Regions from separate parts of the Mus musculus genome. Here region 1 is linked to region 2. Evidence: chromatin loops called from intact Hi-C (ENCODE). Cell type or tissue: gastrocnemius. All regions are shown on one strand. Each heading gives the region's core, and the rest is flanking DNA. Links, peaks and the distances in the headings are about the cores only.

Region 1 (5,373 bases), core at 103-5,102, 450 kb after region 2:
GGTTGTGAGCCTTTATGTGGTTGTTGGGAATTGAATTTTTAGGACCTCTGCTCGCTCTGGTCAACCCCACTTGCTTAGTCCCTGCTTGCTCCGACCCAAAGATTTATTTATTATTATACATAAGTACATTATACGGTCTTCAGACTCCCCAGAAGAGAACATCAGGTCTCATTACAGGTGGTTGTGAGCCACCATGTGGTTGCTGAGATTTGAACTCAGGACCTTCAGAGGAGCAGTCAGTGCTTTTACCTGCTGAGTCATCTCACCAGCCCGAATGTCCTGTTTTATTCATCTCTCCTGCAATGTGAAAATTTTGCATACATGTCTGCAGGAAATTTACATTATCCAAAGTGTACATGTGTTCATAAAATAGCTAAAGCATTAATAAATAATGTGTATAGGACTTCAAATTTATATTGCAGATAAAGGAATAGGATTAGGAAAGTCCAAGTCACCTGTTAAGGTCATAGCAGAGGATGACAGAAATAGAAGTTGAAATTTGAATTCTAGGTCCCTCGAGTCCACTGGTCTGTGCTCCACAGGATGCTTCCTTCTTCTCATGAATCCACAGTCGCTGTGCTTAGTAGGAAGTCTGAGCTTTGTTTCTTTGAAGGAACCCTCGGAAGTGGAAGGACAAGCTCTCTGGAACTCCTTCCTACATAACTTTATTATTTTTTTCTTTTTCCCTCCCCCTTCAGCCATTGCTGACCAGCAAATCCAGCCTTCTCCAGCAGCACGAGTCTGGGCTCAGCTCTAGTAGCTACGAGCTCAGTCAGTACATGACAGCTGCCCCCGAGGAGTATGAACCTATGGTGTCAGCAGCTTGGAGGCCTATTCAGGCTGGTGGGTACCAAGAGGCCACAGGAACCGGTTAATTCTGATCAGGAAAGGTTGGGTCATGGGGGAAGTCACCCTTCTGTGTTACCAGGAATGGGTCTACATTTGCCTTGCTGGTTTAAGCATGTCTCCCAGGCAGAGAGGCCAACTTTGGATCTTTTTCCTGCCTTGTCTTCAGTAATGGAATGTGCATCATAGGTTGCTCTTGGAAGGGAACACTGCTCCCAGTCATTGTTAGGTTGGGCCAGGAGGCGCTCTGGAGTGCTTTCAGGCAACATGTGAGAACAAGGGGACCTGGGAGGACTGGGTGAAGTGAGGGGAGGTATGAACGCTAGTCTGGAGGCTTGGCTGCAGAGGCTGCTTGTCCTCTGACCGTGGCTGAGAATCCGAGATGAGTGCGTTATCATTTGGACCATTTGCACTATAATCTGACGTATTCTTAGAGGGTTAAGTCAGACTAGAGCATGACTTTTTCTAACCAAGTATCTCACCTAGCATCTCATCCTGGCCCAGGTAGAATGGGAACAGTAGTGTATCAACTAAAAAGCACTGAAAATAAACCTAACGATGTCCACCATGTGTCTGTTGGCCAGATGACACCTCAGCGACAGTTCCAAAGGCACCTATGAGGTTCTATGTTCCCCATGTGTCTGTGAGCTTTGGGCCAGGAGGCCAGCTAGTGTGTGTCCCCCCCAACTCTCCTGCTGATGGACAAACGGCCCTCGTTGAAGTGCACAGCATGGAGGTAATCATTATCTTGGGTTCCAGGGATGCAAGTACTCGGCTCAATTCAATGGCTCGCTCAGGCTCTCACTTTGCTTGAGGCCGGGCATCTCCAGGAGGGGGAACTGAGTCACATGTGCCTTAGATTGTGAGCAAGAATGGGTGGGCTTTTCTCTAAAAGAAGTGATGCTAGATTTACATTTTCCCTGAGATGCTAGTGACTCATCTTTCAACAAGTATAACTGTCTCCACAAGGCATTGAGCCACACCACAAGACCATAGCCCTGGATATGAGACTGGATTCAGCTGGTGGGGACTGGCTGGAAGAATCTTGGTGACCTAATTTTATTTTCTACTCCAGGTTTTACTTAATGATTTTGAGGATCAGGAGGAGATGAGAGCTTTCCCAGGGCCCCTTATTAGGTAAAGTACTGTAAGTGTTGTTAAGGGTGTGTGTGTGTGTGTGTGTGTGTGTGTGTGTGTGATATGCACACATGTGTGAAGGCGTACACATGCATACATATGTGGAAGCCAGAGGAAGACATCTGTTGTTTTCTTCTTTCTCTCCCTCATCTTCTTTTGTTCTCTTAGTTTTTGAGAGAGGATCTCTCACTGAACCTGAAGCTTGCCATTTTGGCTAAGCTGTCTGACCACTGAGCTCCCAGTATATGCCTGTCTCTGTCCCCCAAACTCTGGCATTACAGGAACACATTGTCCATGCCTGGCTTTTATGGGGGTGTTTGGAATTTGATCTCATGTTCTCTTGCTTTCAGAGCAACTTCTCTGACCCCACTAAGTTATGTCACCAACTCCTAAATAAAGGCTTTTGAAAGCTGAGGACTCTTCCTGGCCAGGTCTTGGTTGTCAGGGAAGAAAATGTCTATTTTATTTGAACCAGATTTTTCTATGCCAGTAGGTAGAAAAAGAGATGACCTGAGTGATTTTAGCAAGCTGTTTCATATTTGAAGAGGAGAAAGAGAAGTAAGCTTAACAAGTTAGACCTTTAAAAACAGTTCCATTTCATAGAGGTTAGCTGGTAGGAAGCTTCAGTGTTCCAAGGACTTGATAGAGATTAGTGGGGAAATGGAGCACGGCCTGGAGAAACGTTCTTAAAACGGCTTTTTCTTGAGCTGATTTTTCCAGCTCCCTGCCATTGTGAACGTCTGCCCTCTGCAGGAATAAAGTAGAACTGCTGTAGCATTTTCAGCCACATTTCATCGGGTTTTAGCTGTGATGAGTCCTGGGTGGGTGGGTGTCAGAGGACCAGCATGCCAGGTAGCCTACTAAGTACTGGCTTATCAGCCATCTTTAAGTTTTTCCCTTGAGAAATGATATAGCACTCACTCTGCCTACTCCAAAGGCCGTGAAACTCTATTCATATGAAGGCCAGTGAATGTCGCTACTTCTTTGTACATGTAATCTGAAGCTAGCTCACAAGCACACGCTCACACATGTATGTGGGTACAAATGTAGAGGTCAGAGGAAAATCTCAAGGGTCATTCCTTAAGTACCTAACCCTTTTCCCCCTATGTCTTACAGGTTTGCAAAAAACTAAGTTGTGTATTAAATAGTATGAATGTTCTTGAACATTTAACAAGCACTTACTTGATGGATGCCATACAGTTTGCTTACCCCCTTTTTTAATGCAGGCAGTTGTTTTTAAAGTCCCGTCCTAAGTTAAGGATGGCACTGAGGCTCAGAGCAAGTGAGATGTTTACATAATCCAGACATGGACCCAGTCTTGTCTGACTTGAAACAGAACCCTTCTGAGAAGTCATTTAAGGTCTTTGGGTTTACTCTCCTCATTTAAAAGATGGAAGGATGCACAAGAGAATCTCTGAAACTCCTCCCTGTTCTACAGGAAAAAAACCCCCAAAACCCCAAAAAACCAAAAAACAAACGATCTTGCGATTCCAGACTTCCAGTCCTGGGCTCTCACCCTTCTGCCATGTTAGCGAGTTCATTGTACAGAGTCTGTACAGGGAGAGTCAGTCTGCTCAGGCCTTGCTTCCTGAATCGTCCCACAGGGAGGACATACACAAGGTGGATATCATGACGTTTTGTCAGCAGAAAGCAACGCAGTGTCTCAAATCTGAGACACCAGGGAGCAGAGACTCAGCTCTACTTTGGCAACTGCTGGTTCTCCTTTGTCGACAGAATGGGGTAAGTCACTGCTTTGATATAGGGGGCAGATGGAAGCTGGGCTGAAGTTGTTGTCTTTGTGGGAGTTGGTATATAGCACAGTTAGAAAAAGCAGTCTTTATGTAGCACTGTTGCCCAGAGGGAGAGTGTAGCTCCGGTTCTAACACTGGTGTGCCAATGCTAACCTTTTCCTGGAGAGTGCCCCCTGCTGGCTGGGGTTTGTTGTACAATCCCTGGATTACTGCACCAGCCAGTGGAATTGTGAGTGGTTCCAATAAGCACTGTGGCTGCGGACAGGCAGAGAGTAACCACGATAGTGAAGCTGATGTTTGAAATTCAACCATTCATAAAAGATCTCCAGTGTATTTGCACGACTGCCTCAGGAACAAGTCAGAGACCCTGCTGTCTTCCTTCTTCAGCCTGGGCCCAACCTGGGGACTGGTTGGAGCATCCCCCAGGATGACTCTCTTTATCCTGCAGTCCATGGTGGGATCTGACATTGCTGAGCTGCTGATGCAGGACTGCAAGAAGCTGGAGAAGTACAAGAGGCAGCCCCCTGTAGCCAACCTCATCAACCTGACTGACGAGGACTGGCCGGTACTGAGCTCTGGGACTCGTGATCTCCTCACTGGGGAGATTCCCCCCAATGTGGATACGCCAGCGCAGATCGTGGAGAAATTCACCAAGCTGCTCTACTACGGAAGGAAGAAGGTGAGAGAGCCTTTCCCTCAGACTTCCTTCAGATGGGCGTGGACCACCATCCCTCACCCAGTCTCCCGCTCCTCCAATGATTTGGCCAGAATATACTTCTTTTAGATCATGTGAAAAGATCAGAAAGTTAAAGCAAGAATAATAAAAATACATAGGTGTATGCCATCCACCCCTGCAGTGTTTATATATTTACTTCCAGTATTTCCCCATTAAAAAATCAGTTTAAGTTTCATAAACGTGTCAGGCATGGTGGTACACTCATTTGGCTGAGGTAAGCAAGACTGAGTAGGAGGCCAGCCTAAGCTATAAAGGGATATCCTGTATCAAAACAGATAAACAACTCTAAAGAATATGTATATAATTGTTGATTTCTTTTTACATTTCACATTACATGGTAAAATACCCTAATAACATTAAATATGTTCGATTAGTGCACTTTTATTATTTTTATAGCACCAGGAATTTAACACAGTGCCTTTTACGTGCTAGACGAAGTACTCTGCAGTCAAGCAGACCCAAACGTTCTAGGGCTGGAGAGGCGGCTCAGTAGTTAATCGCGTCTACTATCCTTTTGCTCAGTAGTTAATCGCGTCTACTATCCTTTTGCTCAGTAGTTAATCGCGTCTACTATCCTTTTGCTCAGTAGTTAATCGCGTCTACTATCCTTTTGCTCAGTAGTTAATCGCGTCTACTATCCTTTTGCTCAGTAGTTAATCACGTCTACTATCCTTTTGCTCAGTAGTTAATCGCGTCTACTATCCTTTTGCTCAGTAGTTAATCGCGTCTACTATCCTTTTGCTCAGTAGTTAATCGCATCTACTATCCTTTTGCTCAGTAGTTAATCACGTCTACTATCCTTTTGAGGATCTGAGTTCAGTCCCCAGTGCCCACGCCTATGACTCCAATTCTATGAGGACCCAGCCTCTGTCCTAAACGGGCACCTGGGATCATATGAACATA
Region 2 (5,373 bases), core at 255-5,254:
GTTGCTTTCAGCTAATAGGAAAGGGCATGTGGACACCCTGCCAGGAGGCTGGGAATTCCTTTACACTTTAATGTGGCCAAAAGCCCTTCCAGTTTGTCTCTCTTCTGGTGTTAAAAGTCAGAGTAGGGCTGGCTTTAGTGCTGAGGCCCCCGAGTGTTCTTGTAGGCCTAGTATGTGTGAATGTGGAACCGGCAAAGATGAGATCACATTTGGTAGACATGGAAGTCCAGGCACTTGAGTGTCTTCTGTGGCGGGAGGTGGGTAGACTCAAGCACATCGCCTCACCAGCTTTTAGTTATCCCTTGCTTACCCGGGATCTTGCTGGAATGCAGACCTGGCTCCTTGGTCTTGGGACCTGAGATGCTGCACACCTAACAAGCTCCCAGGGATGCTGCAGCAAGGCCTCTCCAGGCTCTGTAGGTGGTCAGGCTCTGCGACTGGATGATGTGTGTGTTGATGTTGAATTGCTGAAGTTCAGCATGGCAGTCATGGAGGCTTCCTGGAGGAGGTGGTACTTTAGCTGAGACATGTTGTTGTGTTTGCTTTATGTTATTGTTTTGTAGAAAAAATTCATAGCCACAGAGTTGTGGAGCCACCGCTTAAGCTTAAGACAAATTGAGAGTCAATATACACGGGACAAAGGGCACACTAAATGGTACAATATGCTATTCAGTAGAGTCACGGTTAGGCAAATGTCACCAGCAGCAAATTTCAGAACATTTCTTCACACACACACCAAAAATTTCATATAACCAGTCATCCCAGCTCCTTTCAGCCATCCTGTAAGCTTGAAGATTTGTATAATCTATCTATCTATCCATCCATCCATCTCTGAGAAAGTTTTGATATGTAGCCCTAGCTGTCCTGAAACTCACTTTGTAGACCAGGCTGGCCTCGAACTCCTACCGCCTACCTCTGCTTCTCTAGTGCTGGGATTAAAGGAGCATACCCGTTGTTTTCAGTAAGTGGAGTATCTTCAAGGTTCATGGACACTATGGGATCTTCTATCACTTTCTTCTTATGGTTGAATACCCCTTCATTCTCCTTTGCTCTCCTGTCAGTTGTCTCCGTCTTTCGTGAGAGCTCCCTTGGTCTTGTCCTACCAAGACCTGAGAGGGAACAGCTTTTCTTCTCCCTGGGTAGCCATCAGAGCTTTACAAAGAAGTGGCAAGCAGGTATGTTTGTAGTCGGGACTCTGGGAGGCAAAGGTCAGGCACAGATAGATATGCCTGGCAGCAAGCACATTCTAATGCGGACTCATCACAGAGGGTCGCAGGTGAATCCTGCTTGTGGGTGGAACGTGATGGAGAAGGATCTTGTCTTTGCGATGGTCCGGTCTGATTCTGGTGGTCTTCATGTACTTCCCACCTGAAGACTCTCTAGGAAAGTCCCAGCCCCCATCTCAGCCCACCCCTCAGCACTGAGACAGGACTTTGCAAGCAGGACCTCTGACTCCAGGAGAATGCTGTGTGGGCAGTCGGACTGCCCAGGATTATCTGTTTGCAGCACAAAACGCTGGCCGGGGGGGGGGGGGGGGGGGGGGGGGGGGGTGGGGGTGGGGCGCTCTCAGTGGGGGTCCCCAGAGAGCCAGGCCTGTAAGCTGTCACAGCAAGGCAATTCTTCCCAGCTCAGCGGTTTTCCAGAGTCAGGCCTGATGGCTCATCCTTTTCCTTGGGTTGACCTCTCTCTGGTCTCACCCAAGTGCACACACAGAGCTGCACAGAACCTGCTGACACACCCTTCAAATCTGTTTAGAGAGTTAGCTCTGGGCTGCTCAGAGATCTCCCCAGAAAGCTGTTCTGTCTAAGACAGGGGTTGCTAACCTGTGGGTCGTGACCCCTTGGTAAGGGGAAGGTCAAATGACCCTTTCACATCAGGTCGCCTAAGACCATCAGAAAGCACCGATATTTACATAACGATTCATAACAGTAGCAAAATTACAATCATGAAGTAGCAACATAAATAATGTGGTCGGGATCATTACAACTTGGGGAACTGTATTGAAGGACCACAGCATTAGGAAGGCTGAGAACCAGTGTGCTAAGAGGACAAGAGCCCACTGGCAGGTGCCCCCAACACATCCTCAGCACAAGCAGCCCGGTGCCACTTCCCTTTAGCCCACTGTCTGGGAATTTATCAAGGAGACTAATCAGGCTTTTAACTTGCACATCTTCCTGGTAGGGCTGCAGTGTGGAGCGTCAGGAGCTGAGAAGAGCCCTGGGTGTGCAGGGGTGCAGACAGGGAGGGGTGCTGTGAGAGAAGCCGAGAGTGTGGCTTCTATGCCAGCCAGCCAGCCAGGCTACACGTGCTGAATTTTGGAGTAGATCTGCAGACGTGAGCCCCAAGTTAGGGTCTAGTAGGGCAAATGGGAGGTTGACAAAACTGGACTTTGTCTAGCACTTTATGTATATAAGAGACGAATTAAAATACGATTGCTCTTCCTGTCCCCAACTCTTGTGTATCTTCTTTCTTCCTTTTCTCTCCACACTTTCTCTTCTCCACCGTTCCATATAACCTTTATTTGATTCTAGAAGTTAAAATAAAAAATAGTGCTCTTTTCTCCCCCATTTAAATATTTAAAAGGTTTTAAGAGGTCAGCCTTAGCACCTAGCCACAGTAACCCGATTTTCTGAGGACATGCTCTGTAGCCCTGGGCCTGGCTCACACACTCACTCAGCCAACGCTGGTGAAGTGTACGAAAGGTTGGATGACAATCTCTTTACTGTAGATTCATGTACTGGCTTTGTCTGGGACTAATCTCTCTGAGAATGAACACTAGTAAACACACGAGTCTGTATCATCAGGCGCCCGGAGATCCACAAAATCCCAAGGTGGTACCCAGGGTCTAGACTCCTAGTTTGTCTAGTCCCCGTTGCATCCTGGCTGCTTTGGCTTCTGGGAAGTTCAGTGGGCAGAGACTAATGGGGCTGTGGCGCCCTCTGCTGGCGCGTTTTCATGACTGCTCTCCCCACCCCTCTTCCCTTCCCGCCTGGGAATACAAGGTCTTTGTTTTGTATTGGATTTAGGAAAAGGTTCCGGTCTCACTCTAAGCCCTTTTCTCTGTCAAGGTCAAATCTGAGAGTGTTTTATGCTAATAAAACTGAGCGCCAGAGGGAGCGTCTAGGTACCAATAACCCCAATGAAAGGAGGGTCGACAGCCTCTCCGGTCTGTCCGGGGTGGGGGTGGGGGTGGGGCCTCAAATAGAAACGACTTCTACTCCAGGTCTGCTCTGTCGTCCCTTAAGAAAAGCAAGAGATGTTTCTCCCCGCTAGAAGAAACAACTCCGAGACGGTTCTTGCACAGAAGCAGGGCTGCACTTTCACTAACACATCACTTCGGTTCTCCCCTGAGGCTTGAGGAACAGCTGGACAGAAAGCCAAAGGATTCTGTCAGGGCTAAGCCTCCCCTCCCCCGGGAGCAGGTATTAGATTGTCCTGAAGGGCACTGGGCACAGCGGCTAAGCCGGAGACCCCATCCACACAGCAGACTTGAACTTTGGAGCCACCAAGCAGGGCTTCTTAGAGTGTATGTCCAGGGCAGGTTCCCACTCTGTAGGTCAGAGCCAGCGAAGTGCCTTTCTGACAAGTGCTCAGACAGCGATGATGCCAGCAGTCCTAGGCTTCCCTGTGAGAAGCAAGTGCAAAGAGGAAACTGCCAACCAATGCGAGCCCTGTTCAAATCCCAGCTCAGCCGCCTGCGACATGACCTTGGAAGGAATTACTTTCACCCGTCTCTTGGCTTGTTTTGTTCTGTATAAAGTGGTACAACCCTTTGAATGACTTCACAGAATGCGAAAAGATTCCATGTTTTTTTTTTTAAATAATAAAATGAAGCAATGCCAGTTGTCACGTGTACTCAGCCTGTCTGCCTGCCACACTATTGATACATTGTGTTTGCCTTCCCACCTGGTAACTGTCATGGTCACCCAAGTCTAGGGGAGACAAGAGCAACTTTGCTGTTAAATAACTTGCCCTCTAGAGAAGACAGACCCGAGTCACAGAGGCTGTGCTATCTGCAGAGCTGGTGACAAGTCTGCTTCCAGGGCTAGGCAGACCAAGGAAGGCAAGGAATGCTGGGAGTGAGAACTAGTATTTACATACAATAAATAAGGCAATTTCCAGTGAGGGGGCCGTGGGGACAGCGGAGGAGCAAGAAGAGCCCTGAAACAAGAGTGGACATAATACATTTGAAGAAATGCTAAGAGAACAGTGTGGCTAGATCCAGAGAGTGAGGCGACAGTAACACGGGGCTGGGAGTGGTGAAGATGGAGACGGATGAGCCCGGGTGGTGTGGGTGCGTGTTTTTAACCTCAGCACTCTGGAGGCAGAGGCAGGTGGATCGCAAGTTCAAGGCCGCCTGGTCTACAGAGTGAGTTCCAGGGCTCTGTAGGTAGCCAGGGCTACCCAGAGAAACCCTGCCTCGAGAAAATAAAACAAACAGCAAACAGAAATAAGGACAACAAAAACAACAAACAAACAAACAAACAAACACCACTGGGAACTTCTGAGCTTAAGGGTAGCAGACCTAACAAGATGGGAAAGAGCAGGCAGCTCCAGCTGGTTGTGACTCCAGGGACTCCCTTGAGCCTATCATAATTTGACTTCTAGGGAAGACTACTGCTGAGGTTTTTCTGCATCCTGCTGAGGTTTTTTCAGCTCAGGCCTCTGTGCTCATACAAACATGGAATTTGACCCCATAGAGCCATGTTTGTCTTTTGTAAGACTTTTTATTTTATGTGTGTGAGTGTTTTGCTTCTATGTATGTATGCACCACGTGTGTGCCTGGTGCCTGAGGAGGTCAGAAGAGAGCACTGCATCCCTGCGACTGGAGTTACAGACGATGGTCAGCCTCTGCGTTGGTGCTAAGAATTGAACCTGGGTCCTCGGCAAGAACAAGAACAAGGGCTCTTAACTGCTGAGCTGTCTCTTTACCTGTCGTAGCTAGTAGCTGAATATTGCATTAAATACATCTTGACACACACACACACATACATACACACACACACACACACACACACACACCCACCACTATATAGTGGCCCTGGCTGTCAGGGATTCATTATATAAAACAGGCTGGCTCTAAAGTCACCCAAAGATTTGCCCACCACTCCTTCCTACCTCCTGAGTGTTGGGATCAAAAGAGTATGTCACCATATCTGCCTCAGTATGTATAATTTTTAATATCAGTAGAGCATTTCTATCTGGTGTCCACTTACATTGTTCCAACGTTTTGTTTTGTTTTGTTTTGTTTTGTTTTGTTTTGTTTTGTTTTGTTTTGTTTGAGACAGGGTCTCTTTGTATAGTCCTGGATGTCTCAGAACTCACTTTATAGACCAGGCTGGCCTTGAACTCACAGAGATCAACCTGCCTCTG

The links. Hi-C counts contacts between places; a loop is a spot of excess contacts. Peaks named below come from ENCODE experiments on the same cell type or tissue, not always from the same donor. Only the 100,000 strongest peaks of a DNase experiment are listed, where the experiment ranks them.
Region 1: a loop joins it to region 2, with 2.7 times the contacts of the local background. A loop is called at or near these places in 8 of 42 quality-filtered maps.

The regions. Positions count from the first base shown.
Region 1 is chr1:157,533,931-157,539,303 of GRCm38, forward strand. Sec16b (SEC16 homolog B (S. cerevisiae)) reads left to right here. Exons shown (of 26, transcript NM_001159986.1): 6 at 699-843; 7 at 1,431-1,582; 8 at 1,922-1,983; 9 at 3,588-3,723; 10 at 4,183-4,413. Among named protein-coding and RNA genes, the nearest start is that of Sec16b, 10 kb to the left of the region's middle. In gastrocnemius, for the core only: CTCF peaks have their summits at 2,750 (motif pointing left) and 3,911 (motif pointing left); DNase peaks (open chromatin) are centred at 2,742 and 3,909; H3K4me3 peaks cover 287 bases; H3K27ac peaks cover 434 bases.
Region 2 is chr1:157,083,365-157,088,737 of GRCm38, forward strand. No RefSeq gene overlaps it. Among named protein-coding and RNA genes, the nearest start is that of Gm30568, 4.4 kb to the left of the region's middle. In gastrocnemius, for the core only: a CTCF peak has its summit at 2,943 (motif pointing left); DNase peaks (open chromatin) are centred at 2,926 and 3,517; H3K4me3 peaks cover 841 bases; H3K27ac peaks cover 226 bases.